2 separate regions of the Mus musculus genome follow, and region 2 is linked to region 1. The links are chromatin loops, found by intact Hi-C in ENCODE. Cell type or tissue: heart. All regions are shown on one strand. Links, peaks and the distances in the headings refer to the core of each region. The heading gives the core; the rest is flanking DNA. Region 1 overlaps Tead1 (TEA domain family member 1). Region 2 overlaps Tead1 (TEA domain family member 1).

Region 1 (16,281 bases), core at 4,946-12,945:
TTCAAGGTAGACATTTTAAACTAAAGATCAAGCAACTTTTATTTGTAAAGATTTTAGTTTTCATCATGTGCATTTGTCTTTCACATGTGTATGAGTCTTTCAGTGCGCATGCCTCTGATGGCCAGAAGAGGGTGGGGGGAGTTGTAGATGGGTGAGTTCTCTGCAGGAGCAGAAGAGCAAGCAACTTTCAACTGTGAGGGAAGAGAGCTATTTTACACCGGTAGTAGGCCGTGGCAGACTATGTCTAGTTGACCTTCAGTGTACTTCCTTTTTATTCAGTTTGGGAACTCAGTCTATGGGATGGTGCCAGCTACATTTCCTGAACAGTGAAGTATAAAACCACTTATAGGTGCGTAATCTCTGATTTAAAATGAAGGGGAGGGTGTGTGCAGGCTCTAGGGGAATTCAGCACCTGAAGCTTCTGGAATGTTCCAGCCACATGGAGGAACTGTGGTCAAGAAATCCGATGTGTGTTAATCGGGCACAGGGGGAGAGCTCATCTAGGCTCATCTAGGTCTATGGAGGACCACACAGGCAGTTCAGGGGTCCTTCGGCATGGGTGTGATGAGAGGACACTTCAGGAGAAATGCAGTCCAGTCCTTCTGTTTGCTACCTATACACCTTAAGTGACCAAATGTGCCTGGCCTGCTTCCTCCTCTGCAAAGGGAGGAAATCAGAAGCTATCTGAAGAGGACAGAATGATGGGCTGAATGGCAAAGCACTCTGAAACAAACACAAGACACAGGGGGAAGACCAGGCCAGCCTCCAAGCAGAAACAACAAGCAGGTGGCCCATGTCATCACCTGTACGGACTATTAGCCCAGCAGGGTTCTTCCTGGGTGACACCTGCCACTGGAGACGAGCATACCTGGCAGCTATGTCCTTGCTCGGGTCTCAAGAGCTTCAGTTTCTGGTATCCACTTTACTCCCTCACAGCCCTGGCTTCTGACAGCCCTCAGAGTGATGAGTGTATATCAGAGACCCCCACATGAACTCTTGGTAGACTTGTTAACATGTGGTAAAGTGCCTCTGCCTTGGGCACCTCTGCACCCAACCAAGCAGAAGCTTGGAAGGACACCTCTGATGCTCAGCATAAGAGTGAACAGTATGCTCACTTATGTCAAACTGTGTGCTCACCTCTGTGTGCCTTCCCCTCTGCCCTCTCCTACATTCTCTCTCATAGGGCCTCACTAGATAGCCTGGGCTGTCCTAAAACTCACTATGTAGACCAGGCTACCCTCAAACTCACATACATCCACCTGCCTCTGTGTGTGCCACCATGCCCAGCCTCTGATTCTTTCTCTTGATAACAGATGACAGCAAGACCCCCACATCTAACATGTCCCCGGAGAGGTCAGCTCTGGGAGATACAGAGTGTGGAGAAAGGAGTTGGTGAGGATCCCAAACACTAACTCATGATTGTTTCCATTGCTGCCTGGGGCTCACCCACACACAGATGCAACCCTCACACTCACAGCCAAGGAGTGGGCGCGAACAAAGGGTACAGGCTTATGGGGGGCGAGGAAGAAAGGAGGCTCACATATGCATGGGATGATGTGTACAAGAGGGAGTGGGCGGGGAAGGAAAAGAAGAAAATGACAAATAGAGTCCAGATGCCTGTGTTTCTGGTATTTACAACATGACAAGGCACTGCAGTCTACAGTAGCTATCAAAGCACCAACATTACTTCTGAAGAAGATAATTGCTTTTCTTACTTTTTGGGGGGGGGGTGCGCTAGAAATGCCAGATAATACGGTGACTGGCTGTTAAGCCTTTAGCTTTTGAAGATGGATCTTTAACCAAGCAGACATAACTATATGACTAAAGAAGTTACTAATTCAGGGTCCTCATTTATCTCTCAGAGTCCAGATACTTTACACCCCATCAGCCATACAACAAGGCTCAATAAGTGCTCCCTGTTGTTAAATTTTATGAAATACAAGCCTGGTGAAGGCCTGCCCTCCAGCCAAGGTACTCCCTGGAGCTTGTGGTCCACATGGCAATAAACACCCACCTCTCCTACCTGAAGCTATGAGAAGATACCTGCCTACAGCATCCTTCTTCCTGGATGAGGTAGCATGGCCTGGTGGCTCCACATGTTTTTACACAGGGCATTTCACACAGGTGTAAGGGAAGGGGCCAATAAGGGAGAGACCACAGGGTGAAGATGTGAGCAGGCACAGAAGCACTTTCTGTCAGCCACACCCCTCTGCGCATACTCACCGAGTCTGGGTCTCTCTGCTGTTCAAGGAAAGCGGAGAATTCCACCAGGCGAAGCTTGGTTGTGCCAATGGATCGGCCCTGCCAGGCAGGAACTGAGGGGGCTGGGGCTGACGTAGGCTCAAACCCTGAAATAACAATTGTCACCTTGACACAAGTGCATATACCTCCCTGCAGACCTCAACGGGGCAGAATTCTGAACACAGAGGACCCCAAAGGGAAATCCTTCCACTGGTGGCACTCAGGCTGGGGCTTCTGCGGACAGTGACAGCTAAGCAGACTGCATGAAGCTCATCCTGAAACCAGCTCCCAGTAAGGTTAAAGAGCTGTGGCAGGGGGCTGGTGAGATGGCTCAGCGGTTAAGAGCACCGACTGCTCTTCCAAAGGTCCTGAGTTCAAATCCCAGCAACCACATGGTGGCTCACAACCATCCATAACAAAAATCTGATGCCTTCTTCTGGAGTATCTGAAGACAGCTAGAGTGTACACACATATAATAAATAAATAAATCTAAAAAAAAAAAAAAAGAGCTGTGGCAGGGGACACTGGGATGATCAATGCCTATTGTTGTCTTGACTAAACTTAGAATCACCATGGTAAACTATCTACTGGTTTAACTGAAGCAGAGGAAAGGAGGCCCTCCTTAAGTGTGCATAGCACTACCCCACAGCTCCAGTCCTGAACAACATAAAAAAAAAAGAAGAGAGCCAGGCGGTGGTGGCACACGCCTTTAATCCCAGTACTTGGGAGGCAGAGGCAGGCGGATTTCTGAGTTTGAGACCAGCCTGGTCTACAGAGTGAGTTCCAGGACAGCCAGGGCTACACAGAGAAACCCTGTCTCAAAAAGCCAAAAAAAAAAAAAAAAAAAGATGATGAGAGCTGCACATCAATATTCCCTCTCCATGACGTCACTGTCAGGACAGGCTATACTATACCCTCAAACTGTACAAACCATTTCTCTCTTCAATTGTTTGCATAGATATTTTGCCACAGCAACTGATACTGACAGCTAATCCTGGGTTACAGGGTCTGGCTGGGGAGCAAGCTGAGAATGGCAGAAGCCTCTAGGGAAACGTTTGTTTGTGAAAGCATGCCGTGAAGCCAGGACCCATAGTGCACTGTCTCTATTGGCTCACCAACACTATACAACATTCCCTCAGGGTGCTTCACAGAAACACAGGGCACCGTGGAGTGTGTATCTGACTAGGGGCACTGAAAGGGTAGATCTAGGATTATGCACTCTCTCAAGAAGTTCAGCTGAGAGCACAATTTGGGTGTCCGGGTCCAGGAGAAGGGGAATCAGATGGGTCACCTAGATTCAGTTTCTGCTATGAGCTTGCATGTAAGCCCTCTCCTACAGGAGGGAAGCAACAGGGAACTGAACTTCACTACCTAAGAAAGCGTAAGTAATCTGTGTCTGACTGGATGGTATGATTTGGTAGCTAATGATGAAAGTAACCGCAACAACTTCCCCTTCGAAGTGGGGCCCGGCGTCTTAAGTGAAAGTGGTCAGGCTTCCTGTTTCCTGACAGTCCCACAGAAGGAGCTCTTGGAAGAAAGGGGTGTTTTAAAATTTATTCTTGGGCTGGTGAGATGGCTCAGTGGTTAAGAGCACCAACTGCTCTTCCAAAAGTCCTGAGTTCAAATACCAGCAACCACATGGTGGCTCACAACCATCCGTAACAAAAATCTGATGCCCTCTTCTGGAGTGTTTGAAGACAGTTACAGTGTACACATAATAAATAAACAAACAAACAAACTAATACATACATACATACATCTTTAAAATTTATTCTTATTTACTTATTTTTATCATCTAGGTGTTTTGCCTGCATATATATATATATATATATATATATATATATATATATATATATATATGTGCGCACCATGTGTGTGCTTAATGCTTGCAGGTAAGAAAAGAACACTGATTGCATCCCCTGGAACTGGATTAACAAATGTTTGTGGGGCTGGTGAGATGGCTCAGTGGGTAAGAGCACCCGACTGTTCTTCCGAAGGTCCAGAGTTCAAATCCCAGCAACCACATGGTGGCTCACAACCATCCGTAACAAGATCTGACTCCCTCTTCTGGAGTGTCTGAAGACAGCTACAGTGTACTTACATATAATAAATAAATAAATCTTTAAAAAAAAAAAACAAATGTTTGTAAGCCACCATGTGGGTACTGGGAACAAACCCAGGTCTTCTACAATGGCAATTGTCTCTCTAGGCCCCAGAGAAAGAACTCTTGAATTAAGAAACACAGGGCCTGGTGGGAGATGCCTGGGTCTTTTCTCAGCTTCAAAGACGACCCACCCTTAGGGAAAAGAAGAGAGGCAGCTGGTGGCTAAGACCTATATCACTGCACTGGGACAAAAGAGGCCAGGCTGCCCTCACCTACTCCTCATCCAAGAAGCAGGGAGACTCACCTGGAATGGGGGCTGTGACTGCTGGCTGGATGGGGTAGGCCTGCTGCACAAAGGGCTTGACGCTGGGGAAAAATGGTTGACATGTCAAAATTACGGATGCAGTAGTGGCTACTGCCCAGGCCTGGCTCTGGCCTGCAGTAGGATTCTCCCATCATCCCACCTGCCTGGATCCCTGCCTGCAGTGGGATGCCCATTCCATGCGGAGCTATATTTACCTAAAGGAAGTTTCTACTTCCAAAGGAGAGGCCACTCAGCAGGCTGCTGAGGTACAAACACCCACAACGATGTGGTGAACTAAGCTGGACTGAGGTTAGCCTGGCTTCCCAATGTAGCAGATACCATGGAGGTGTACAGGTACCCATAGAGCGTACTTCTCATCCCTGCACAGACCAAGGCCAGCTGTCATGGCCTAGGGAGGGCTTAGGAGGCCATGAGTCAGGGTCTCCCATCTCTAGACCACTAGGCCAAACATTTCTTTGTAGGCCATACAAAGAAAATTCCCTTTCTGCTTTATCCCCAAGCTGCCCTTGGCTCTTGTGGGCTGAGCTTGCGCTTTGGATTCAAGGGGTCTCTGGAATTTTCTATCAGACACTCCTATCACAGGGACAGTCACAATGGAAAGAGACAGTATCTTTGCTGCCCTCTCTTAGGTAAGGAAGACCCTGGTGCTGCAGCCAAAGCCATGAAGGATAAGGGACCCAATTCAAGTGTCTAGCTATGTCACTGCTAATACTGAAGGTGGGAAAAAGGAATCTATACCATTGCTAACTCTCAAAGGTGGGTCCCATTTCCATGTCCTAGAACATAAAGAAAGTCAGACTTCCGTTTGACTGTCTCATCTCCCATCATCCCTGAGAAAGCCTGGTGCCGTAAAATGTTCCCCCGAGTGGGCTGCCTAGCCTCTGCTGTCTGGGGCCTTCAAAGACTTACTCTTGTGAGGATCCTGGCTGTCCTGTCTGTATCATCCCAGGCCAGAACTGGAAGGCAAGAAGCAAAGGCTTCAGGGTTATGAGTTCTCATCAGAGCACACTGTGCGACATGTTCAAATTTGAAGCCTCTGCTAAAGAACACCAGATCTCTGGAGTTTGGATGTGGTCAGTGCTGTGTTCAAGACCACAGCCTACTCCAGGGAGCTTCCTTTAGCCACTGTGTCCTGAAAACTCTCCTAAGGCCAAGAGGCAATGTGGAAGCACTTCAGCTTATTCTGCAAGGGCTTCCTGCACGTCCCACAGTTGTGTAGCTCCTAAGGTCCAAGGGAACAACATGCAGACTTTGAAACAAAGATGTCAAAGTGTGGAGAAGCAACTAGGACACTCGTCTCTGCTGTGAGCATACCTAAGGCCTCTGGCAGAATGCCGACATTGCTGCTTATCCAAACGACCAAGTCACATGGTGCCTCAAAGTGAGTAAACTCAGCTTTGTCATCTGTAAAATGGCCATGAAACTGAGACTACTGAAGATGGCTCTGGAGTGAAACCGGATGTAACAGATAGCTTCTCAGCCTTTGGGAGCTGACAGATGAAAATATTAAAAAGAGCATTTTGCCTCTGTGGGTTTTGGTTGCTATAAAATAACCCTGATAATACAGGGATAGAGATGGAGCCTGAGAACTAAGAAAAAGAGTAAAAGAGGCAGGTTGCAACTAAATGGGACTCCACAAACAAGATAGTTTAATCTCATGCCTTTAAATTTCACTATTTTCTTCTCCCTCTTATTTCCATTTCTTTTCCTTTCTTCCTTTCCACCCCTCCTTCCTTTACTTCTTTTCTACCGCATCTCTCTTCCCTTTGTCCATCCATTGCATATCTATCATCTGTCAATCATCTATCTATCCACCTACTATTTTTCTATCCACGCTTCATCTATCTCTTATTCTATCTACTCATCTATCACCTATCTCTTTGTCTACCTACCTATCCACCTAGCATCACCTATCATCACCTACCAACCTATCTTTTATTCAGTGATACTGTGGACTGTCCTAAGGACCTCACTCATGACGGGCAAATGCTCTACTACTGAGCTACATCCTCAGTCCCTTTTTATCCTAGTTGTAGACAGGGTTGCATCAAGTTATGCAGGTTGACCTTGAACTTACTACATAGCCCAAGTCGGCTTTCAAACTTGTGATCCTCCTAAATCAGCTTCCTGGGTAGCTGTGCCATCACAGCCATGCTGTGGTTCCAGTATTAACTTACCCCCGGACCCCCCGGGAAGGTGGGGCGTGGAATCCCAGGCAGCCCCAGCTTGTTGTGGATGGCAGTAGCCGAGACGATCTGGGCTGATGACATGGCAGCCATGTGCTGCAGGGCCTTGTCCTTGGCAGTCTGATCCTTGAAGATGACAGTGACACACTGACTTAATAGAGAACACATGTCTACCATGCGGGCTAAACAGTACAGCCACGAGCACAAAGACTAAAATACAGAGCCACACGGGGGCCATGAAAGCACACATGCACAGAGAGAAATCAACACGGCCGGGAGGCAGTGACTCTGGCTTTCAGAACTAGGGCTACTAGCAGGCAGCTGCTGGTGGCCAGGTTGGGTTTTAAACCCTTGATCCATTTTTTCCAATGATAGGAAGTCTAACAATATAATCATTGTTTCTACTTCCGGAAGAATTCTCAAGGGCTTATCATGCCAGGGGTCGGGGGTGACCCGACTTTCAAGTGAAAGGTCACCAGCAGGGGGTAGGGCCATCCACAGATCGAAGAGAGCACTATTTGGGTGCCTGCTGTCGTTGGGCCACAGTGCCAGGCCCCTGCTGAGGTCATTCCAGGCCCAGGAACCCTGGCAGACATCCGAGGAGGGGCAGCTCACAAAGCAGCAGACGGGTAGGGGAGCAGCCAAGCAGCATGCTGTGGGGCACATGCTATGGGGCTAAGGCTACAGGGGTTCCTTTACCAAAGCTCAGAGTGTGGGGGAGGCTACAGTGTTTCCTTTCCAAAATGGATCTTTTCTACAAAGCCAAGATTGGTAACACAAAGCTAGCCAAAAAAGAAAAAAAAAAAATCTGCCAAGCACAGCTAAAATACAGAATACTCAGTTTAGAGAACATACTTACCATGCTTGTTACCTGGATACAATAATAAACAGTTTGTTAAAAGGATCGCGTACAAAGGCAGGGTTATTTTTCTTCTTTAGTTAAAAAAAGCATATGTATATAAACACAACATTCATGTGCCATAAAAAATGCATATGCAAATGTGTCAATTCTTGCACTTTAGGGATATGCTATCCAGATGCTGAGTCACCACTGACAAAACTGACCACCCAGCTCCCTGGCTGTGGGACTATGTGGCATCCCCATTATAGATGAAACTGGTCAGGCATTGTGTGTGGCGGGACCCATGGATGCACGCAGAGTTGAGAATACACTCAGAACCCAGAGGTCCCTGGAGCAGGAACAGAGTAGTAACACCAACACAAACTGTAGTGTCTCCCATCCAGCTGCCACTCAAGAGTCTACGGTGAGGACAGTGGCTGAAGCACAACAGAAACGCCAGCCAGGAGGCAGCTTCCATGTTTGCATAGCTAACCAAAGGTGAGGAGTAAACAGGCCGAGCTGCCAAAGGGAAGGTCAAGGGAAGCCTGAAAAAGAATCAGGCTCGAAAACATTCTGGAAGTCAAGAGACAGATTCTCAAAGAATAAAAATATTCTGTTACAGAATATTTTTTTTTTCAGAGAGGAAGAATGAGAAGGGGTGGAGGAGGGGAAGGAGGAGGAGCTAAACATGCATTTTCCCACGTCTACGCTTTGTATTTGAGTGCTAGTGAGCCCGAGCTGGTTCTCCAGGCTGTATCTGCCCACCGGGAATATCTGCATGCTATGGCAGCTTCTGCATCAAGGGCACAGTGAAGGTCTGGGGATGCCTGTCTGCTTGCTGGTCCCTGCTACAAAGGCCTACGGTGACTAAGAATGGTGCTTCCTGTCTTCTCACTGGCAGGCACTCCTTCAAGCCAGGTTTGGTTGGCCAGCCAATCAAACCTCTAACCTGAAGCCTGTCTAACTGAAGTTGATGATGCCAGGTAAAATTTATTATTAAACACACACACACACACACACACACACACACACACACACACACACACACACACACACACACAGAGAGAGGAATGGAATTTTATTGTAGACTGGAAGCTTACACACACACACACACACACACACACACACACACACACACACACGGAAATGGAATTTTAATATAGACTGGAAGCTTACACACGTTATCCTAAAGCAGACCCTAGCTGAGCACACACAGGTGGCAGTGGCAGCCCACTCACTTTGAAAGCCCAGTGGCTTCAGCTGGCCCCACCCATCTCAGCAGGGAATGCATGAGCAGTGAGTATGGCTCTACACCGTGAGGAAGGCCTGACACCAATGCACACTGGCTAGGTTTTCTTTGCGGCCATCACATTGGACTCCAGCCCCGAAGCCACTTAACCCCTGGTGAGAGGCTATAATAAAAGCTCTCTGGGGCAATCTGCTGAGACTGAGGTAATGGCAGGGAATGGCCACTGGGGCAGGCTTCACATCCTCTTTGGGCCCCAGAATGGGGTAGTTTGGAAAAGAGAATCCCAGACTTTTATCCTGCCCCGCTGCTGTGAATTCTAAAGAACTACAAAATTGCTTCAGGACCTTGCCCTGTTTCATGAGAAAGCCATGTACTCTCCCTCAGAGACCCTGTGTTTATTAGATGCTGACCCAGTGTGGAATATGATTGGTGCGTTTTAGTTAGTGGGGCAACCTGAAAAACCATAGCCCAGGTCTGGATTAAAAACAAGTTCCTTGAATCTCTAAGACCTATAGACATGAGCACCTGCTAGAAACATTTCTCTCTGCTAGGTATGTTCAAAGGTTCATCAAAATATCCATGACGAATTAGATAGTTTTCCTTTAAAAAATTTGGAAACATTTACCAGGTATATATGCACCCACATACAGAGTCAGAGGACACTTTGTAGTCGCTGGTTATCTCACTGTGAGTCCCTGACTGAACCCAGGTCAGGCTTGCGAGCAAGTGCCTTTACCTGCTGAGCCATGGCCCCAGCCACATTTTGAAACAAGGAAATCAGTGAGGGTGGGGGCAGGGACCTGGACTCTCTCAGAGCCTTGGAGCATGCATGATCTAATTCATCTATCTAATGACTACTGGCTACTCTGTCTGGAAGGTGCATAAATAAACACAGAGCTCAAAGGCAGGAGAGCAGAGCTATTGTTTTCTGTGGCTCTCTAGCACCCAGTGCTTTCTGTTAGGAAATCAAGCGCCTGGCTTCTTCCCTACCCAGGGCAGGTCACATGACACCTTTTACTTTCTTCACTTAGGAAGAATTTCACCTTGACATCTTACATCTTCTGGCTCCATTATAAATGTATTTGTAACTATGAGGGTGGCCAGTGAATTCCATTATAAGCAGCACACTATATTCTATAAGGCCACTGAACCAATGACCGGCAGCAACCACATAGTTCAAATCTGGGCACCTCTTGGCTTTTTGTCTGTCAGGACAGGCAGCTAAGTATGGGACGGAAATTTTATCTCAAGTAGTGGCTCCTGCACTTGACCCACCTGCCTGAGAATGAGCAATTTCCTGTAAATGGACTAAAACGTCCTCTCTCATGATTCCTACCTATTCATTGAATTTCACAGCAGTGGCTCTTCATCTACAATATACATGTAAAAATTAAAAGGGCTATGTGTGGGTTGGAGGGGTGTAAAATCTAAAGTTACCCTGGAGACAGATAATAAGCACTGGCAGGGCTCTGTGAAAAAAAGAACTTGTCCGCAGACCCTCTTACCTTGAGATGGGAGTTGAGAAAGATGATCTCTCAGCTGTCATTTGCAGCCCCGAGACCCGTGGCTGGCTTTGGAAAAATTATCACCCTAAGTGTCAAACCTGGGTAAATTGCCTGCCCGTGTCACTACAAGATAATATCCTGGCCTTTTATCTGTTGGCTCCTCTCACCCTCATTAAAAAAAAAAAAAAAAAAAAAAAAAAAAAGAATAGAGGCTGCAGTAAGTCTTGCTGCATGCAAGAAATGTGAGCTACACTCACACACCAAATTAACTTCACTCTAAGATGTATTTGTATCTCTCGATGTCTCTGAGGTGAGGATGAGATTTACAAAGGGTAAGAGAACTGTTTTATCTTGAAACACTGCAGGAAGTCAATATTGAGTTATACTCTATCTGACTTAGACACCAGGAAAGAGTGTGTGTGTGTGTGTGTGTGTGTGTGTGTGTGTGTGTGTTCAGGAACACAAAAGAATAAAAGTCTCAGAGGGAAATCCTAAGACAAGTTCATTCTCTGTTCCTTTTGAGCCTGCGACCTACCGATTCCCCTAGAGTAGCAAACACTGCCTAAAGGTGGTAAATTCTGGGTTAGAGGTTAAGTCTCATTATCCACCCTCTCTTCCTTACCATTCAGTTGATGCCATACACAATCAACTGCCTCACTGCCCCTGTCCAGTCCAGCAGGCTGAGTCACTCATAAACTCCTTGGCCTGGAACCTTGCAACCTGTTAGTAAGTAAACAGGGTTTCCTATTTCTTAAAGCTGAGCTCTGCTGCGCTGACTGCCTCCCTCTCCTTCGTGATCACAATGGACATGGTGTCAGGGAAATGCCTGTATGTAACATATATGTTGGGAAGGCAGCAATGTGAATGCACATGGCTGAAGAGCAGCCTGTATGTACTAGCCTCTGGCTATTGCACAGATTAATCCCTCCTTTCCCTGCTTTGCCAGCATCCAGTTGGCTTGCAAATGATCTCGGCTCTCCACACTGTCCACAGACAAACTTAGATGGTAATAAACATAAAGAGAGCGCACGCTCCCATATGCCATCTATCACAGCTGCCATCCATTAATGAAGTGCATGCTATACACAGCATATATAGATAGCCTGTAAAGTTCTAATATATAGAATATACAGTGTGTATAGACAAACCATCTAGCAGGTCAATTTACTCATGAACTATCATCTCAGAAATTCATATGGAAATATTAGTAACACTGCAAGAAAAAAAATAATACATATAAAGTCACAGAGACCATGGAATAAAAGAGCTGTCATGAGCTACTAAATGCTTTGCTGCAAACATATTTTCCCCAGCAACATAAAATTGTAACACGAGAGGGAAAACAGCAATTTGCTTGAAAAAAACACATTTTTTTTTCCCAGCAGAAAAAGACAAAACACAAAAAATACTACTCTAAGAATTACTTTTGCAGATGTTGTTTCTAATCGAGGACAGTGTGGATTCACGTGACCTCTGCAATAATTAGCCGTGACTCTTGAGCAGATAAACATCACAGAAACATAAGGTGGTCTGGGGAAAGGATGGGGCACTTGAATGTTTTCTAGCCATGATCTCTAATTTGCTTATCAGTGCAGAAGGCGGGAGCAAATACAAAAGGGGCAGCTCTGGTCAGGCCACGGCGCTGTGGAGGAGGGACGGACCGTGCATTCAGCCCCAGCCTGACTTGCTGCCTAATGAGGAGCAATTAATTCATTGCATTGTATTTCAAAATGCCGAAGACTCCATTCACATCAAAGAAAAAATGTTTCAAGGCTTTTACACATTGTTCATTTTCAAATGTACAGAGCTATGTTTAGCACTGTGTCATTGTCCATGGCGGATCTTTTCTTTCTGATGTGGGCCTCTGGCTTTCACAAAGAACTGCAGATGAGGAGCTGGGAGGGTGAGCCTTGAGATTCCTGGGAATGGAGGATGTAGGCCAGCTATGGTCTGGAGCTAGGAGCTGAGGAAAAGGTGCCTTCCTGCTCACTGCCCTTTTGTCTGGGAGCTGGCATTCAAGTTCTAGCGTGAGAGCTAAGCCCTCACATTGCCATAGCCTTCAAATTCACAGAGAAAGGGCCCATGCACAGCACCTTCAGTGAGGGATGTGAACCCTTCTGGATCATTCTGTGAGGAACTTGGGCTTTGACACCAGACGGGCTAAGGATCAGGGTCAGATCTGCCACCCCATGCAAATCACAAAGCTTTTGTAAGCCCTTATTGCCTCTTTGCTAAAGCAGAGACAAAGGCAGCTAAGCTCAGACAAGATGGCGTCCCACTGGCCCACCATCCAGGATTCTGCTATGATCTAGCGCTGCTCAGGAGCTCTAGCCTTTACTGTACAATCTTGGTTACCAACTTTATTCTAGAGTTTTCTCTGATAGACACTGGGGATTGCTTAGCAAGCAAGAGATTTCTCAGTTCAGAATGGAGCTGCTTCCGTTTATTACCATACAAACTCTTCCAGGCTTGGCTCAGAACAGAAAGGCAAACAGATCCAGCCTTGGGCTCACAGAGTCAACCCTGCATTCCACATTCCCAGTGGAGATTCTAATTCCTTCCCACATCAGCTAAGTACCTATGAGGTCAGAGGACTCATGTCATGTGGGCAAAAGAACCTGAAGGCTGGAACCTAGAAGAGGCCGGCATGGTTTCCCAAACCTAAGAAATGGCCAGGAGGATGCAGGTTCCAATCGAGGCTTGGGACCTTGTGTTCTATTCAGTTCCCACTCCTCATGTGCAGCCCAGGGGACCACAGGGAACACAGCATGTCTGCCTCCCCTGGCATAGCAACACCAACTGCAGGCAGCGGAGTTGCACTTGGGCAATGCTCCATGGAGTTCTTAAACTTGGAAGAATGAAACCAGCCATGTGAACTTTAAGCTCTCGCTTATGGAAAGGAATACCTTACTGGAAAGAAAGGTCTATTTGAAAATCCAGTCACAAGGGCCCCAGGTCAAAAATGAAACAACAAGAAAACATGGCCCCAGGAGAGCTCACATAGCTGATAATTTAGTCAATCACTGGATGGAACAGAGACACAAGCCGCCTTTCCTGCACTGCTGCAAGGAAGCACCATCAGCTTTTCTTCATTGCGGGCCATGGCAAGACATGGTCAAACCTTCTGCCCAAGACAGATTCCTGCCAAGGTGAGAACAGAGCCGTGGCCTTGTTTCCTCTTCCTGTTTCCTCATGCTGTGCCATCATTTGAACACAAACCTGACTCCATCCATCTCTCATAAGGAAGATGGCAGCAGTACGCCATCTCCAGAGCCACGTCTGGGTCCTGTGGTCTCTGCCATGATGCCTCTGGATATCTTGTGTGGGGAAAGAGAGACAGAGCAGGGAAACTCTGTGTACAACTCCATGTCGGAAAGAAAGATATAAAACATGGAAAATTCAGCTGCCATCTTTTTCCAGGCCAGGCTGAGTCTCAATTCATAGAGATTCAGAAAGGGCTAATTTTGCTATCTCCACAGAGAAAACATTTCAGAGCAGCAAAGAATTTCAAATATTACAAACTGGTCCTATACTGTGCTGTCTCCTAGAACCCAATCTGAGATTTTGGTAAGATTCTAAGCTGCGGGAGACAAGGGTATCTACACAATACAGGAAAGGAGTGCAGATGCAGCTGAAGCAGATGCAGCTGAAGCAGATGCTGCTGAAGCAGATGCAGTTGGTGACAAATCAGACAGCTAGCTCCAAGATGGCGTCTGTGAATTCCAATGCTATACCACGGACCCAGAGGCCACTTGCCTACTGCATGGTATGCGTCTATCTTTGCCGACCACATCAGGACAGCTATAAAGCTGTGGGTCACCTAAAACACACCCAACCCCAGAAGAACCATGCATGGGTCAGAAGGGCTAGGTCCCAACTGGAAAGGCATCCTCTTGAAGACAAGCACTTTTGTTTCTTCTTAGGCACTTTGATCAAGATAATATAAACTCTCGATTGTGTGAATTTCTAACATTCCTTTAGCTGTCTTCATGGGCTCTTCTTGAGTGTCTCCTGGAAGTGGCCCACACCATCTCTTCTGCTCTGATGCACTCTTTCTTGGTGTCTTTCCCTATTTCTCTTCTTCTTATGCAGTTCCACGCCAGGCAAGCCCTCAGCCACTGAGCTATATCCCAACCTAGTCCACATTCTTCTTGCATCTCTCTCACATGATCACGGCCTGCATCTGGGGCCATCCCAAGTGACCAGATCAGTCTTCTGAGGCCGCTGTAAACGACTTGTCTGATGTTGGTGCTCAGGGCAACACCAAGAGCTCTTGGTAGACAATGAGTGAGGACAGCCAGCTGAATTCAACTTCAGGGTAAGAGGGGGCCGATTTCTCAGCTGCTTTATTTTCTAATGTGACAAAGGAAAGACTTGGAGGTGAGGGAAGAGGGAGGGGGCTGAGTTTACTTAGGGAAGAAGAGAGGTTGGAGGAAATTAGAAAGAGGATAGAATAATGATTCTCTGCTTGATTAAGTGTTTTGTTTAAAGAAAAGGAAAAGTCACCTGTGAGGTAGACAAGCCTGGGTGTTGTGTGTTGGTGTTTGAGATGTAGCTATGGTCATCCTTGGAGACTGACCTTAAATAATTCAGTCCTCCTACGTCCCAAGTACTGTGATTACAGATATAAGCAAGCATGCCTGATCGTGTACTGACTTTTTTATACTTAAGTAAAAGCTTCATGGTTACTTTTGATGCACACTTCCAGCTAAGCTCTGGGTCGTCCCCCCCCCTCTCTGTGTGTGTGTGTGTGTGTGTGTGTGTGTGTGTGTGTGTGCTTGCATGTGTTTGCATGGATGCATCTGCTCCTCCTTCCCTCCCTCTCCACCTTATTATTCTGAGGCAAGGTATATTCGCTGCCTAAAGCAGCCTCGGGACCCTGAGGGATCTCTCCAGCACTAGGGTTATAGACACACACCCCTGTGCCCAGCTTTCCATGTTGGGGCTATGGTCTAAGATCTAAACTCAGGTCCCCCTACTGTTTGCTTGGCAAACACTCTGCTGACTCAGCTACTTCCCAGCTCTTAAAAAGCTATGTTTTGAGTGTTTTACTGAAAATCTCGTTCAGGGGGCTGGAGAGATGGCTCAGCAGCTAAGACCACTGGCTGCTCTTCTAGATGTCTGAAGTTCAATTCCCAGCATTGATAAGATGGCTCACAGCTGTCTATAAGTAACCCAATGCCATCTGGCATGCTGGCAAACATGTAGACAAAACTCCCATACACATAAAACAGACAAGTTCAGAAGTTCTAGCATATATTTTACAGACTTACAAACATAACTTGTATTCATAATTCTTTGTTTAAAAACACTGAGGAGGAGACCCAAACAGACACAGTGGGCTGAAGAGGGGACATCAGTGGAGGCTGGCCATAAGGGACAACTGAAGGCCACCTGAGTAGGGCTCAGACTATGAGGGAGCCCCTGGCCCAGGTGCCTAGCCCTCTTGCCACACTGTCATAGTTCAGTTACTAGGTCCCTGCCTCCAGCTTGGCTTCTCTTACCAGCCATCCTCTTAGAGCAAACTATAAATACGGTCTTTCCAGAGAAGCCTAGTAAATGTTCTCCCTAGGCCCCTGAGCAAATGTTCCCTCTTCAGTTAGGTGACACAGAGCTATTCCAATCATTGCCCAGGGTCTACCTCCATGGAACTCTTCAGGGTAATCCAGATAACCACTCTTGGTTGGCTATTCTTTCTTTTCTGAGCCCTGTTTCCTGTCTACTGCAGAGTCTTGGCTGTGGGAAATTGACAAGGGAATTAGCACAAGGCTTCCTATTTCCCAGAATACCAGCTCCATGAAGTCAAGGCCTAGGCTGTACCAGATCTGAA
Region 2 (16,281 bases), core at 4,674-12,673, 48 kb after region 1:
GACAGACAGAAGAGGCAGATCCACAGGCAACTATGATTCACCTAACAGGTTTGGGGACCTGAACTCAGTGCCTGCTCTTAACCACTGAGCCATCTCTGTAGCCCCAAGAAACAGATCGTGTTGTGACAAATGTAGCTTTTACTCTGCCATGTCCAAGAGGTAGTAAAGGATTGTCAAACCATGGTCAAGGCAGGGAAGCTATGTGGGGACTACCAGAGTAAACATGGGACAGTCTCGAGTTGGGGTGACAGCTCAGAAGAGCTGACCTGAGTACAAGCCCTAGAGTCATGTAAAAGCCAATGTGATGGAGCACACTTACGACCTCAGCACCACAGGGGCACGCAGGTAGATACAGCTTGACTGGCAGCTGGTTCACATCACCTTCATGAGCTTCTAAGTACAAAGTCAAGGCATGAAAGCAAGCCTGCTCCAAGCACTGCAGGGAAGAGGGAAGCTCTGACTACTCTCATTGACCCAACAGAAGGTAATGATTTCCTTCTGGCTACCTCTTGAGGCCAAATGCTCTAACCCAAGTGTCGGCCTTCTCTGTATTTGGACCTATTCTCCCATCCTGTACCCCGAGGAACCCAGTTTGGGAGGAAGGAGTTAGCATTCTGGCTGAACTCCATCACACTACAATAGAAAGCCCCATTACTCAAAAAAACACAAGAGGAGGAACAGGTGACAAGATTTTGGGGGGGTTTGTTTGTTTATTTAAGAAACTGTTTTGGGTTTTGGTTGATAGCTTTATGGTGAGGCATGTGGTATATGGTACTGCTCTGACACACACTATAGATTGACAGCATTGGGCTAATGCATACCTGTTCATTTCACCATTTGCCACTGAGAAACAAATGCAACTTCTTACCAGTATGAAAACACCCTGAGGAATAACGCCTAGGCTAACACGACTTAACACTACAGCTGTTGCCAGATCTTCCCTGCAACAGTGCCTCTGAGATTCCATCACACAGAGGGGGTGCATGTTTTCCAGTAGGAAAAGCAAGGGTCGACAGGTCAAGGTGGTACATGCCTTTAATTCCCAGGAGGCTGAGGCAGGTGGATCTCTATGAATTCCAGAGAGAGGCAAGGCCACATACTGGAGACCCTGTCACAAACAAACATACAAACAAACAAAAACCCAGAAAAGCGTAGTTTGCTGGTCCCCTCGCATTCAGGGCAGCTGTTGGATACTGGATAAGAAAGGCATGCTTTCTGAGACAGTGGAAGCCACATGCAACTAGAGGTAGGATTTAAAGAGGTGGGGATGTAGCTACATGCACTAAGGCCTGGGTTGAACCCCCAGGACCACACTGAACAGACATAGCAGCACGCACCTGTGGTCCCAGCACTCAGGAAGGGGAGGCAGGAGGACCAGGAAAGAGTTCACGGTTCTCGGCAGCTAATGAGATGGGTAAAGGTGCTTGTGGCCAAGCCTGACACCCTGAGTTCAGTCCCGAGGACCCACAAGATTGAAAGGGGAAGAAACCAAAGTCCCACAAGTCATCCTCTAACTGCCATACACCTACTGTGGCGCTCACCGGAGTGTGTGCATACAGAGTAAGTACAATGTAATTAAAAAATTTAACGTCCCTATAATGAAGAGCCTTATGTCTAATCAGCGCCAAGAATCACTTGTGGAAAATCTGCCAGGTACCCCGAGGCAGTCTTTTCACTGGTGTTTAACAATTTCAGGCACAGGGCATCACATTCCCTGTGATGGGGAAGCAGAGCCTGAGATCCATGTTGCCCCATAGCACAGCGGATCAACTGATGCTAGCCTGGTCTATCAGACCCTACTACCCATGCTGAGTGCCAGATGCCCATGGCTACCTCCAGGTCACACCCACAGCACACATAACGAAGTTAGGGTGAACAGCTGAAGCTTATTACTCACCACGGGGGGGGGGGGGGGGAATCAGCTCTGACTTAAACCTCACCCTGTCCTCTCCTCTCCACGGAGTCATCGACTCGTCTCCCATACCTCAGATGGTTTTACTCCACACTGTAATAATGTCCCAGGGCTGGTAGCCAACCACTTACTCACAGGATTTCACAATATCTAATTTGATCCAAGCTGTCCTTCTTGGACTCAAACTTCAAATTCTCATTCCTCAAAAGGTAACGATTGCAACTCAATTGAAAAACAAACAAACAAACAAAAAACATCTATTAAATCCTTACATAATTACATGTGTCATGTCCTCAAACACAGCCTTGCCCAAGGCAAGCTCAAGGTACTCTCTGTGAAACAAGTACCCAACCGGTAAACACAAAGAAGGACCTGTTAATTTGGTTTAGAAAATGCTGTGGAGGCACCTCAGGAGTTTTGAAAACCAAAGAATCAAGAACGGCTATTGTGACATGCCAAGAACATGCCAAGTAAAAAACCAGGATAAATTAAAATTGCCAAGTGTGATTGTACAGTAACTATGTATGATAAAAGAGGCCGGGGCAGGGAGGCAGCAGGGGTGAACCACACGGCTACGGTATAAACAGCATTTAATTTTTGTTTGATTTTATCTTTGCACGCGTGTATATATGCAGGTGTGTACAAGTGACTGTCAATGCCAGAAGAGGGCACCAGAGTGCCCGATCCCCTAGAGCTGAAGAGACTGGTGACCGTGAGCCTCCCAACATGGGTGCCAGGAACCAAGCAGTCTTGACTGCTGAGACATCTCTCTCCAGCCCCACTGTGACACACTTTCACACAGGAAAAAACTCTACCATGGTGGGCTGGGGTTATTTCCCTAGAAACATGGTGACAGGAGACAACTGAGTTTCAAGAAGCTGATGGAACATTCTGGGTATCTTCCATAGCAAGAGACTTGACGATAAATCCTACATGCTCCGATTTTACAGGCCTTGATGTCAAGTTCCTAAAAACAAATTTCACAAACAGCTGCCTAAGGCTCTCCTTTACGTCACCTTGGTTCAGGTACAGGGGCATCCAGCCCTGTATCATTTAGATCCTAGGACACCTGAGGAGCAGAGAGGAGGCCGGGCTGCACTCTGCTGCATCTCTCTGCAGGCTAGAACACAATGTTCATAATTAAGACTATCTGAATTCCTCCCTGAATATTTTCTCTCTTTTTTTTCTTTCCTTCAACTCATTGATAAAGTCTTGATTAAAAATACAGACGTTTTGTCATCCTTACTACATTAACCTCATCTCCAAACTCTTCTGGCTGGATGAGAGCTAATGCTGCTGCCTCTGTCTGGTCAATTATTACATGGACACGAGGGACCAATTAATGCCATCCATAAAAGCCTGAATCATTCTGTCAATTAACGAGAGCTAACTATGTCATCAGATATATTACTGGTGAGCAAGTCTATTTGGTTGCAGTGTGTCTTGGAGGAGAGCACTATCAAATGAATCACAATTGACTTGGACAACTGCTAGCATAATTTCGAAAGATGAAAAGACAGATGTGGTAGTTATTAGTGGTCCCCTGAGGAATTACGGCCAAGCAATTGCGATGTGCGAAGGCTGCACTAGCAGGTGCCTGCAGTAGGAACCAGGCGGAGGGTTAAATCAATATTTTCAATTTCTTAGGATCAATCTGGTGTTTGAACGAGATGGAAACTTGTTAGCAATTGGCAGGATGTGTAAATGAAAAGTCAAACTTCTTATTATTTGTTAAAAGGGAACAAGTGTACTGCCTCATGCCCTTGGCACAAGCTAACACTTTCATGATCCAGTAGCCAGGGCATTCACTGGGAATCAAGCGGTTCTTACATTTTAATAGGGTACAAAAGGTTAGCTTCGTAAAGGTTGAACATTTGAGATCTTTACAAAATGATTGAAGTGTCAATGGGAAAGTTTTGAGCTGTGACAACAGTATAGTTATTAATGATTAGTGCAAAACACAGAAGGAAATGTCAGCCCAGCTAGAAAGAGGCGAGAAGCCATCTCACCAACAGTGTGGAGACTCAGCAGAGCCCTGGGGGCACACTGCTTTCTTACCAAAAACTTTACTGTTCTCCCAAATCTTCTATAACTCTTGTGAACATCTTGTATTCTTTTTTTTTTTTAATTATATTGGTTGTGTCCAGAGTGAGAGACAGAGAAAGAGACGGAGACAGACAGCAAGAGAGGGGTGGGAGAGAACTGAGAACCTACCTAAGTCACCATGTTTGGCTTCACAAGGACCTACCTACTGCTTTATCCCATCAGCCTCTGAACATCTTGTTTTTGTTTTTTGGTTTTTTCGAGACAGGGTTTCTCTGTGTAGCCCAGGCTGTCCTGGAACTCACTCTGTAGACCAGGCTGGCCTCGAACTCAGAAATCCGCCTGCCTCTGCCTCCCAAGTGCTGGGATTAAAGGCATGAGCCACCACTGCCCGGCTGCCTCTGAACCTCTTAACTGAACCATCGGACAATGTCTCTTCTCATGTTCTGTTTGCTTACTTTGAATTTAGGGATGACAATCCTTTGAAAGACACAGATGTATTAAGGTGCAGAACATTTAAGGAAAGTTTGGAGTAAACAAACAAAAATTTGCAACCTAATACACTTTTGTGAGCCAAACTGGAATGCCTAAAGATAGAGCCAGTGTGCTCGCTCCCTGGAAGACTAAGAGAAACAGGTCTACCTGCCACTCCCTCCCTGCTGAGCTGCAGATCCTCTCCCACCTATTGAGGACTGGAAAGCCCCTCCCGCCTGGCATATCAATTTAAAGGTGCTATGGCCTACACCTTACATTCTATTTAGTTACCTATTTCAAAGTAAAGAAACAAGAGTATGTAAAGTGAAATTCAAGGTCAGTGTAAGTATTAATAAGCGAAATTTAGACTATCATGACTCCAAGGGGGGAGTGGCAGAGCCCTCTACAAACCCCATAAACAAAACTAATCTGAACAAGGATTTCTTGACTATAAGGGAGCAAGATCTCAGAGACAGCAGGATAATGAGGTAAAGCATCCGCCCAGAGGGTGAGAGGGGAGTATGTGCCGCCAATTAACAGTAAACAAAGCAGATGTCAGATCAGAGGCCGGCACTGGGGGAATTCGGGAAGGAGAAAGCTTTCAGCTGGGCAGGGCAAGGAAAGGCAAGCTCTCCATAGGAAGAACTCACAGAAGAAACCAGAGATGAGCTGGGTGAGCTACAGACAGGGCTGAGAATGGTGAGGGAAATGGATCGAAGGCCAAAGCAGGCCCAAGGCCCACGGTTCTATTCCTAGCACTGCACAAACTGGGCACAGTGGAATATACCTGTCATCTCATCACTTGACAGCTGGGGGTTTAAGGATTACGGACCAAGAGAGATCATCCTCAGTTACATTGCAAGTTCAAGGCAAGTTTGGTCCATATAAGAAAAAAGAGGGAGAGGGAAGAGAGAGTGCATTTGAGTCAGAAAAAGACCCCCACAGGGTGGGGGGTGGTGGGGGGGGGTAAGCAGCAGTCTCCTGTCCCAGCCCTGCATCCTGGATCTGACACGGACCTGGCAGAGCTGGAGCTCAGCCAACAACAGAACAGAAAGAGGAAAGACTCAGTGGACACGTGGGCTGAGTGCTGCCCATGCTCTGCCCATGCCAGCTAGGTGGGCTTCTCTTTGAGCTGGCCACAACACCTCTGTGTGCAGACATTGATGTTTATGCATTTCATTTCAGAGAACACAATGCAGGCTGCTTTGATTAAATCACAAAAGCAGGAGGTATCTAACAATAAAGGGTTCAGTCAGCGGTGAGAGACCAGCACTGTCCTCTGGGCCAAGGCCCTGGGACCTGAAGCATCATTCCCCATGTCTGATGATGAGGAGAGACCAAGTCTCAGCCTTGAGTCCTTACAAAGCCCAGAAGTTAAGGATGTTATTATCAAAACTGCAGGCCAGCAGCAGAGCACCCAGTAGGACAGCCAAGACCATCAGGGAGAAGCTGTCTTACTTCCTGCAAAGCAATGGACAACATAAACTGAGAAATAAAGAGCTGAGCAGCTTGTCCATGAATTCAGAAATTAAATGAATGATACCAGAATGCAAGAAACAACATGTTAAAATCCACTAAAAAGCGGGCCATGGTGGTGTACATCTTTAATCCCAGCACTTGGGAGGTAGGGGCAGAGAGATCTGAGTTTGAGGCCAGCCTGGTCTACAGAGCAAATTTCAGGCCAGCCAGGGCTACGTAGAGAAAGAAGGAAAAAAAAAAAAAAAAAACAGAATCCACTAAAGATGTTAATGAAATAAGCAGTAGAATTTGCAAGAAATGTGAAGAGTGAGCCAAGTCCCCTCAAACCTACCTAGGTCTCCCCACCTGCAGATCACATTGTCTATCCACTGGCTGCTCCTGCCAATGGGGTTGGCCTCTGCCCTCATTTAGCTCATCTCTCTCACCCTCAACCAGGACATCATTCACTGAGACTCTGTTCAGTTTCCAAGGATAATCCCCTGATTCACAGAGCACAGGGGCGGGGCTTTTGCACATCCTTTCTCTATTGGCTCCCGGACTTTATCTATGTTCCAGGGCCTAGCCCTCTTGAGTGCTCAATCTCAAGACACCTCCACAAACCCATCTCAGCAAACCTCTCCCTCATCCAAACTGTCCATTAAAAGCCCTTGGCTGCCATACTGGGTGGTTCAGAGAACTGGAAATGGTCTCTGCAATCTGATGGTAACACCGTATGTTATGTTCCTATCTCAGGAATTGTGTAAGAACAAGACAGGTACAGACACCGGGGTAGGGTAGTACTGGAATACGCTGACTCCAGTGTTTTGTACATTGTGAATCCTGTCTACCAAGGGGTGGTAAGGAGCTGCAGACCTCACGTTCATACCTCATCATTTCTCGTGCAACAACGGAGCTTAGTGAACACAAATCTAGAAGGGCATTAAGGAACATTACCAATTTATATTCAAAATCAGCAAGAATAAGAACAAACCCTCAGCACAAAGGCACTGGGATGAGACGTGCCTTATGCTCCAATCACAGTTGGCATTAATGACTCAGAAGAATTCTGTATCATCACCTCCAACCTACCTTCCATGTCCAGGGCAGTCCCCAGTGAGATGGGTAAGAGTCTCCCCCAATGAGTGAAACTCAAAGAGAACTTACAAGGGAATAGAAAGGAGATGCTGGGATGAGTAACTCCTAAATTCTCATAGATTTTCTGGGCTGGGTACCATGAGAAACTGTGGGAAGTCAATGGTATAGCCAAGACTATCGTGTAGAAACTTGGGTATTATTCTGGCTCAAAATAGACCAGTGTAAAATGCTGTGTGCTGTGCTTCAGTTTGGGGGGACAACCCTGAAACAATACCTCCAAATGCACCTGCACTATGACACACTCACCAGCATCAACAAAGTGAAGGTAGTAAGGCATCAGAAGGCATGGTGTGGGCATGGCGGTGCCCACCTGCAATCTCAACACTTGGGAGGTAAAGATGGGAGGAGCAGGAGTGAGTTCAAGGCCAGTATCTCAGCTATATGAGCTACACCAGACTGTGTCAAAACAAACAATCAACCAGAAAGTGAAAAGGGGGGAAAAACATAAATTTTTCTTTCCAATATTTAAACAGCAATACAAACTTTCAGTGATGCTGCGTACATTCCATAATGGTATCATCTGTAGAACTGGTGCCTAATACAAAACAGAATTTAAGCAGCTCATTCTACTCCATCTTGCTCCCAAGTGTTTGAGGCAGGTTCCAAAAACCCAAGATGAAAACAAAAGGCAAGAATCCTACCAAAGAGAAGATAGATGTGGAGTGAACAGGAAAAAATGAAAATCAAGAAGAAGGTTTCCTGGGCTGACTGAAACTAATGAGAAAAAAACCCAAGGTGAGACTCATTCACTTAGAGTCGTGTGTGTGTGTGTGTGTGTGTGTGTGTGTGTGTGTGTGTGTGTGTGTGTGTGTGTTGCATGTATATAGGTACATGTATATGGAGACCCAAATGCCATATGTCTTCTTGATCATTCTCCATTCTGTGGAGTTTTGAGGTAAGCCTGGTCTACAAATGAAGGCCAGCCAGAATAATACGTGAGAGTCTGTCTTTAATGGGGCTGTGAGTAGGAGGTAGGGTTATATCCACTACTTGAGCCGATTTCCTCCTAGCTTTCACTTAAAATTTTTATTAATGAATGTTCCTTTTAAAACACAGACATACAACACACACTTCCAAATACACCTCATATCCTCATTTTTGTTGTTCAAATGTGCTAGGCATTGCAACTCATTAAAAAAAAAAAGGAAACTGTACCTTTAAGAAACTCAGCTCATAAACACCAGGCTTTGGAAACCAGGGTTCAGCAAAGAGGAGCCAATAAAAACCCTGTAACTTGAAACCAACCCACACAGCATAGGAAGAAAGGAGCCCAGCAGCGCCCAGTTTGCAGGACAAGAAGCTAATTGACCGGAATGTCTGCTGCATAAGCTATAAACTAAGTACATAAAGAACAATATGAACATACAGTTAAACAAAAAGGCCAAACTCTCCAACACCACACTGTGCACTAAACAAGCGGGATGATTGTTTGAGGAGCCGCCGGAGGAAGAAGGGATAATTAGCGTCCTTGTGAATCAAGTGTCTGCCAGGAAAAGGTCTCCATCCATGGAGTGGCCCTGGAGCAATGGCACCTTTTGCCCTTAAGAGTCAAGCTGGGAGTTAGGGGGATGGTTCAGGCAGAAAGAAGGACCTAGCAAATCCATAGCACCTAACCCGTGGTGTGGGAGTGAGGCCCAGATCCCAGCACTGAGACAGGACACACAGAGCTCACTGGCCAGCTAGTCTAACTGAATGGTGAACTCTAGCCCTATGAGATACTCAGGCTCAGAAAATAAGGTCAGAGAGCCACTAAGGAAGACACCCAACATGGACCTTGGGCATCTACACAGGCACACAGGCAGGAGACACATACACAGAGCCAAGGTTGGGTTTGCAGGACCGTTTATTGACAACCATGAAGAAGGTAAACATTCTTCAGGCAAAGTGTGTGAGTAGAGCCTCACACTCTACTGTGGCCACCTCTCCTTCTGGAACACACAGTCTTCAGGTTTCACCAGCTGCCACTTTCTATGACCAGGAAGGGTCATTTTCTCTCATTTATTGCCTCACTGGCTTGGGATAGAACAGTCTGTGCCAAAGGGGTGGGGGAGGGACCAAAGCATCCACCCAAGTCACCATGACACAAAGAGAGCCTACAACAAAATAGCATGTCCATGAGAGTTTATCCAGGGCTCAGAGAAATGGGACCTCAGATCTGCCTCATTCTCTCACTGAACATGGAAGTGGGTAATCTTCACCTTTCTGGTGCCTCCTGTAGTCTCCAGAAGAAGCTGCAAGGTAGAGAAGTGGGTACCTCAGGACCCAGAGTTTGCAGATCCAAGTTCAAATCCCCACCCTCCCTGAAGAGCAGTGTCCCCAAGCCCCTCATTTACATGGCTTTCCTTTTTGATCACGCTATCCTGCTCCAGCACAGTTGAAAGCACAAAGAAGAGACTTTTAATTTTAAGGCTCTGAATTTGACACAGATGTGAGCCTATTACTTCATCTATGATACTCAGAAAATGCCAGGACAGTCTCCTTGCTATGCAAGGGATGCAGACAGACAATCAGAAGGTGCAGTACCCCACTGAGAACTCACAGGCTAGCTGGAGTCAGACTATACAGGTTGAGTGATAACGCCGGGGAAGTCGTATGTCACTGGAGATAATGAGTCTAAATGTTATTATTTGATTCACTCAATTCTTCTGCACTCAGGAAACTCCACTGGGTTCTACCCAGAAGGTTCACAGCCTCCAAAACAATAACAACAGATCACAAGAGTGGCACCTCCCAACCCCACCAAGGGGATTCTCGGAGACAGAGGGTTGAGAAGAATTCCCTCCTGGGCTTTAGTTACTCTATGAATTTAAGCTATGGGGATAGCTACAGCCCAAAGGAAATCAAGTCTGCAGTGACAGGAGAACTTGCTACGGCCTTTGAAGTGCATTCTAAAAAGGAAAAACATGGGAGCTGTGACTTGAGTCAGAAACCCCTAGGCTCTGATCCCCAAGCCCATGAACCTGAGCCCCGACTGCTCAGCAATATGAATAATGGGTTTTTATCTGCCAGGCCCAGCACTAACCCTTTAAACAAAATTTCTTCCAGTTCATGTTTAAAGCAGCCCTACAGGAAAAATAATTTCTTTCTCTCTCTTGCATGACATCAAGTGATGAGCTTGAAGTTTGAGCAGCTGAGAGGTGAGACGCACTCTGAATCCACACTAGTTTTTATCCCGTCTCGATCACTTATTTGTTTGGGCTGTATCCAATTTACACTCATAACATCTTGAAAATCACACATATAATCTTTGCCAAAGAACCAAAGATACCATGGATCCCCATACTCTGGGAATTCACAGATAACATTTAAAAAATGTAATCCAATATACAATTCTCCAGAAAGGCTTCATGAATTTTTTTTAAAGTATGACAGAAGTCTAGAATAGCCCAGACAGCTCCAATGAGTGCTACATACATACATACATATATACATACACACTTTGGGGGGGGGGGGAATGGCCTACTGTCAAGCTTAACCGCCTGATTGAAATTGAGACACCTTCAAATTGTCCTCTGACTTATACACATGACTGTGGCATGCATACCACCCCTCATAAATACACATTCAGTTGTGCAAAATAAATATATAGCAAATATCCCAGAAGGAAGATGGGTAGTTCCAGGTCTAGCTTTCTATCTAAGCACTCTCACTCCCTCAAGGTCATAAAGATTCGGTACAACGTTTTTCTGAGAGATCCTACTTAGCCCTACAACCCATTTTTAACTATATTCTGTATATGGAATGTAAGATAAGATTCTAGAATTGTCTTTGTGTGTATGGTGACCCGATTTCCTAGTAGGGTTTGTGGAAGACGACTGAATTGAACTCTACTACTTCTGAATTGCACTGGCTCCTCTGTAGAAAGAGCAAGAATGAATAATGGTTTATTTCTGCACACTCAATTCTGCTCAACTGTCTTAGCTTTCACAATTAGCATGCACAGCCTATCGCTGTAGCTATGTGCTAAGTTTTGAAAGCATTGAGTCTTGCACTCCATGAAGATGGAACAGCTTTTGCTTACATCTCCCCGCCCCCCCCCAACAAAGCTAGACACCTTTCATTGTTGAAGCCCATACTCATTTCATTAAATTTATTCATAAGAGTCTTGTTCTTGCCAGGCAGTAGCAACTCATACCTTTAATCCCAGAACTGAGGAGACAGAGGCAGGTGGATGTCTGAGTTTGAGGTCAGCTTGGTCTACAGAGAAAGTTCCAGGACGGCCAGGGCTACACAGAGAGAAACCCTGCTTCAAAAAGCAAACAAATTCCAGGCAGTGGTGGCTAACGCCTTTAACCCCATCACTTGAGAGGCAGAGCCGGGCAGATTTCTGAGTTCAAGGCCAGCCTGATCTACAGAGTGAGTTCGACAGCCAGAGCTACATAGAGAAAACCTATCTTGGGGAGGGGAGGGGGTGGAAAGAAAAGAAAAGAAACTTGCTCTTTGAGCACAATTGTGTGTGTGTGTGTGTGTGTGTCTGTCTGTCTGTCTGTCTGTCTGTCTGTCTGTCTTAGGACTTCTCAATACCAGTCCAACCTATCAAGAAATAAGAACAGTGTCACTTCTTTATAATCTGGATGACCATCATTTCATTTCTGAGTCTGCACTGTCATTTCGGTCAGAAGTATAGCAAGAGAGGACATTTGCACCTTGCCTTCCAGAATCTAGGAGGAAGCTGCAACCACCACCACCACCACCACCACCACCACCACCACCACCACCACCACCACCACCACCACCATCACCATTATCATCTGCATGTAGTCAGCTACCCAAGTGCTTCTCTAGAGAACTGGAGAAACAGTTTCTTATACTGATGACCCATGAGCACACCACAAATGAAAAATATACTTGAAAACTTAAAAAAAAAAAATCAAAACATGTTTTCAACTTTAAGAACCAAAAAGAGCCAACAGATGACAAAAGCATAAAGTTGCTAACAAATAAGTATTAAAAAAACAAAACAAAACAAAAACAGAACATCTTACATAAGGATTGCTTCAAGCAAAGATAAGGCAGCCTAAGCCGGGGAGGCTGCAGACTGAGAAGAGGCCTGCCAGCCCACAGGTTCTTCAACAGGGTCCAAGATGGCCTCATCCTATGAAAACAGAAATAGGGCCCCAAGCACAGTCTCTGCTGTCCACACACTTGGGAGTCCAGGACTGGGATTGCAGAGGAAACCTCTTCAACCACCCTGAGTCAAGAGGGAGTGAGTCCGAAAGGTCTGGAGGGCAAAGAGGAGCAGCAGGAGCCTCGATTAGCAGCTTCTACGCACCAATCTCTATCTTACCAAACAGCCAGAATGTAAAACAAAACACAACTAATTCTAGGATGGAAACAGCATCCATCAGACACCATCAAAAAATTGTTTGAAAGAACACACTAGTTCCGGAGATTTTTTTTTCCTCTCAAAAAGGCCAAAGTCTAGATGGCCCAGCAAGGGGCATGCTCAGATGTGACTGCTGGCTTAACTCTCGCTCTGACACACTCAAGACTCCATCCCTGCACAGAACCTGCACAAGACAACTGTTATTTACACAACTAGACAAGCTGCTCACTGCAGCTGGATACCTTCCACACTTAGAAACCCGAAACCCCAGAGTCTGCATTTATCATAGGGCCATGCATTCTACTGTACAGTGGAGTACATCTAAGACAGAAATACAAGGGTGAACAAACAAGCCAGACATTACAGCCAAGGACTTCGTAGAAAATAAATAGGAATATAAGTAGTCCCTTAGGAGGAGAGGTAAAGACCTGAGGAAGCTGGAAATGGAACAGAACTCTAAGGCTTCCTTCTCCAGTTTATGGGCGCTCACACTTCACAGGGCCTTGGGAAACTGAGGGATCCTAACCACCCTGCCCTGTGCTCCCCAGGAGCAGGTGGAAGTCTCCAGCTTCTGCAGGAATTCTGACTCCCCGAGAGCTGCCTGGTTCTCCATGAACTCGCTCACTGTGACTATAGGCAGTCAATCCTTAGCTTCCCACACCGTCCATTCCTCATGACTGTCTCTGCAGCACCAGAGCCAGTTTGGGGACACAGCTAGGGTCCAGGAATGCCCATCTTCCTCTCTCTGAAAGCTTTTTTTCCAGGAAACACCACTGCCATCCCCTGAATGGTTTAAGAGAAAGAATGCATTGTCCATGGAAAGAACTTGCGTGCCTGCTATCCCATCCCATCACTTACAAAGGTCCCCACTACAGAAAGCCCCTCTGAACCAGGGTCACTTAAAGAGATCTCCAGGAGCCCCAGCCGGGCAGCTGTCAGGGAAGTATGTCTCTGGCCTGCTTTACAGATTACTTCCAAATGGCTTCTACGATGGCTTCCCACATGGCCTTTCAAAGTAGGCCCGGTCTAAGAGATGGAAACATCTTCCAGGCTCAAGAGACCTAGTAACCTGCCCCAGGGGTACTGCTGGGGGGTACTCAGCACTTTCATTGCCCCACTACCTCCTCCACCTCCTCTACCATCTCCTCCACCACCAAGTGCTTGAAGGTTTTGTTTGCCATTAGTTCCTAAAGAGACTCAGAGATTAAGAGAACACTGGCTGCTCTTCCAGAGGACCTGGGTTCAACTCCCAGTATCAATACTGGCTCACTGTCTATAACCCCAGCTCCAGGATCTAACAGGCAGGCATGTGGTGCAGGCAAAACATTACTACATGTTTAGTAAAAATATATTAAAATTTCTAAAAAGCTCAGAGATACCCGGCGAGGAAAGCAAGGGGCAACCGACAGTAGCAGCTCTCAGTCACAGGGGAGATGTGCTAAGGGGGTGGAAGCTTCCAAATTAGGGTTGGGGGAGACATATATTCTTAAAAAAAAAATACTGGACAATTACCTACTAAAAATGTTGTCTTGAAATGCGAAAACTGCAAATTAAACCCAGGCTAGGTCCTGAAGAGCTTTTTCAGCTCACTCGTCTGTACAACATGTAATCAGGCATGCTCGGAAGATTACCCCAATAAGCTTTGAAAAGAGCAGTCATTAGATAAAATCATGAGATAATTGCAGGGTTCTCCGGGCCGGGTGTTACTAATATGGAGGCTAATCTTGTCTGTGCAGCCATACTGATAACAGAACCAGGGCACTCCCGAAACTCAAGTTGCTCCACACACCCCATTCTCCAAAGTACATAGCAGAGAAAAGAAATGTTTTAGGCTCCTGCCCTGTGGCCGTCGAGATTGGAGAACATGAGATCTTTTCTCTGGAAAAGAAAGGCAATATGGCTCCCCAGCTACTCCCCTCTGTGCTCATCCCAGTCAAGACTCCACAGTGAAGCGAGGTAGACGGCTCAGTAAGCACTTGCTCTACATACATGGGGACCTGAGTGCAGGGCCCATGTAAAAAGCTGGGTATGCCTATAGTCACAGCAGCAGGGAGTGGAGAGTGAGAGGTGGATTCTGAGGCATAAGGCAGAGAGTGGACCACCCATCCATGTCTTGCCTCTGGCCTCCCCATGCATGTATGCGCGCGCGCGCACACACACACACACACACACACACACACACACACACACACACCTGGCACACACACCAAAATGGAAAGTAAATAGCAAGAAGCACAGGGGGCAATTTGAACACAAAAAAGTGTTCTTCTTGTGGTGACATCACATTTTACAGGCTGTCAAATGAACAGGAATGCATCAGGTGGAGGAATTACACCTTGCATATTTGGGGCTAATTTGGGAAGGGTCTGAAGCCTGGGTTCAAGTCCAGCTCCAGGAGTACCCTAGATACCAAAATATGAATGCTAACATTTCTTCTGGAGAATGGTGTCACATATGCAAGCAATCTGGAAATATTCTGTACACTTTAAATGACCCCTAGTTCACTAGAATGCCTAGTATAGTGTAAATACAAGATAACTTGTTGTAAGTTCTTTTTCCTGAGTAACTCTGTCGGTGTTTGATGAGTCCAGTACACAGATGACCAGTTGTACCACCGTTTCCTCAACGCCAAGGTAGGAGCAAAACAAGCCAGGTAGGAAGGAACAGGGCTCACCAACCAGGGCTGTACATGCTCCCTCTCCTTCAGTCCTTCCTCCGCCAATAGCCAATATCTGAAAGAGAAGCAGCTAAAACTGTACACACTAGACACTATACTTTCTGTTCCCACCTGACTTGCAATACGATTCCTGTCACCTTGAAACTGCCTGTACTGGTTTCAGTTCATGCGTGGACATCCACAGCACAATGAACCATGATGATAAGGAAGAGAGTTAATCTGGGAAGACAGCACTCACATTCCCATAGCCGAAACAAACCAAGGGGCTTCGCCCGTCTGCCCCCAGCCCCTTGGAAGAAGAGCAGCTATGACTGTGAACAGTCACTACTTTGTGTTCTGATTCTTCCTGTAATTGCACTTCCCCCCTCAAGCCAAGCATGTCTAATAGCCCTCCAAGTTCCGACTCCAAAGCCCTCTTTTGGGGTGTTTCGATCTCATCACTAATGGAGACAACTGCTTCCAAACAGCTCCGTGACACGTCTGACTTGTAAACCTCTGAGATCATGGTTTGGGTGAGACGGAGGACGCTTTGGGAGTGGGATAAGAGGGAAGGCCATACAACTGTGCCTTTCTTCTCACAAGACAAAGTGCTAATAGACCAGAGCTCTAGATGGCCCGTGGGTGAACAGAGTGGGGGTGACATAGAACCAACCATAAGGGTGCCGTGAACAGCCTGCTCTTCTTCCCTAACAGCAGCGGGGTCTGAAGGACTGAAGGAAATTATTGTAAGGCGAAAGCCTTGAGCATACCGCATTCAAACTGGACCACGACACATCCACCATCATACTTTTCCTCTTCAGACCTTTGTCCCAAGGCTCTGCACTGATGAAGGATTTTATATGGGGTGGCAGGCAGCACCCTTCATGAGCTGTCACCATGACCCCTCAGCCAATTCACCCCCTTCTCTGACTACACGGGGCTGAGCTCCCACCAACTGGCTCACTGGGTCCTTTTACCTCCAGTAATAGTAAGGGAGAGACACTGTCACTCCCCTTAAGAAACTCCCATCAGAGCGAGAACAATGTGTTAGTGGTCAAGAAACAGTAAAGGCCAGCCATTTCCTTGTCTGTGGGGCAGTCTTGACTCATTAAAGTCCAATGCTGTAAAACTGACCCAGTGGATTACAAAGTAAGGCTACTCCTTTAGGCCTTCTTTCTCCTATAACATACACGAAATGAAGATGAGAGAAACAGAGTGTAATGTTTAAATGAAGGATTAGAGGGCTGGAGACATCCA

What was found. A loop is a pair of places that touch in the nucleus more often than their neighbours do. Peaks named below come from ENCODE experiments on the same cell type or tissue, not always from the same donor. Only the 100,000 strongest peaks of a DNase experiment are listed, where the experiment ranks them.
Region 2: it touches region 1 in a loop (2.0-fold over the local background); 3 of 42 quality-filtered maps call a loop at or near these places.

What each region holds. Positions count from the first base shown.
Region 1 is chr7:112,847,499-112,863,779 of GRCm38, reverse strand. Tead1 (TEA domain family member 1) reads right to left here. Exons shown (of 13, transcript NM_009346.4): 5 at 7,716-7,727; 6 at 6,848-6,982; 7 at 5,580-5,626; 8 at 4,650-4,711; 9 at 2,224-2,348. Among named protein-coding and RNA genes, the nearest start is that of Rassf10, 98 kb to the left of the region's middle. In heart, for the core only: CTCF peaks have their summits at 7,326 (motif pointing right) and 9,170; a DNase peak (open chromatin) is centred at 7,429; H3K27ac peaks cover 1,757 bases.
Region 2 is chr7:112,799,657-112,815,937 of GRCm38, reverse strand. All of the region lies in intron 2 of Tead1 (TEA domain family member 1), which reads right to left. Among named protein-coding and RNA genes, the nearest start is that of Tead1, 130 kb to the right of the region's middle. In heart, for the core only: no CTCF peak of the experiment used is centred there; a DNase peak (open chromatin) is centred at 8,337; H3K4me3 peaks cover 778 bases; H3K27ac peaks cover 2,970 bases.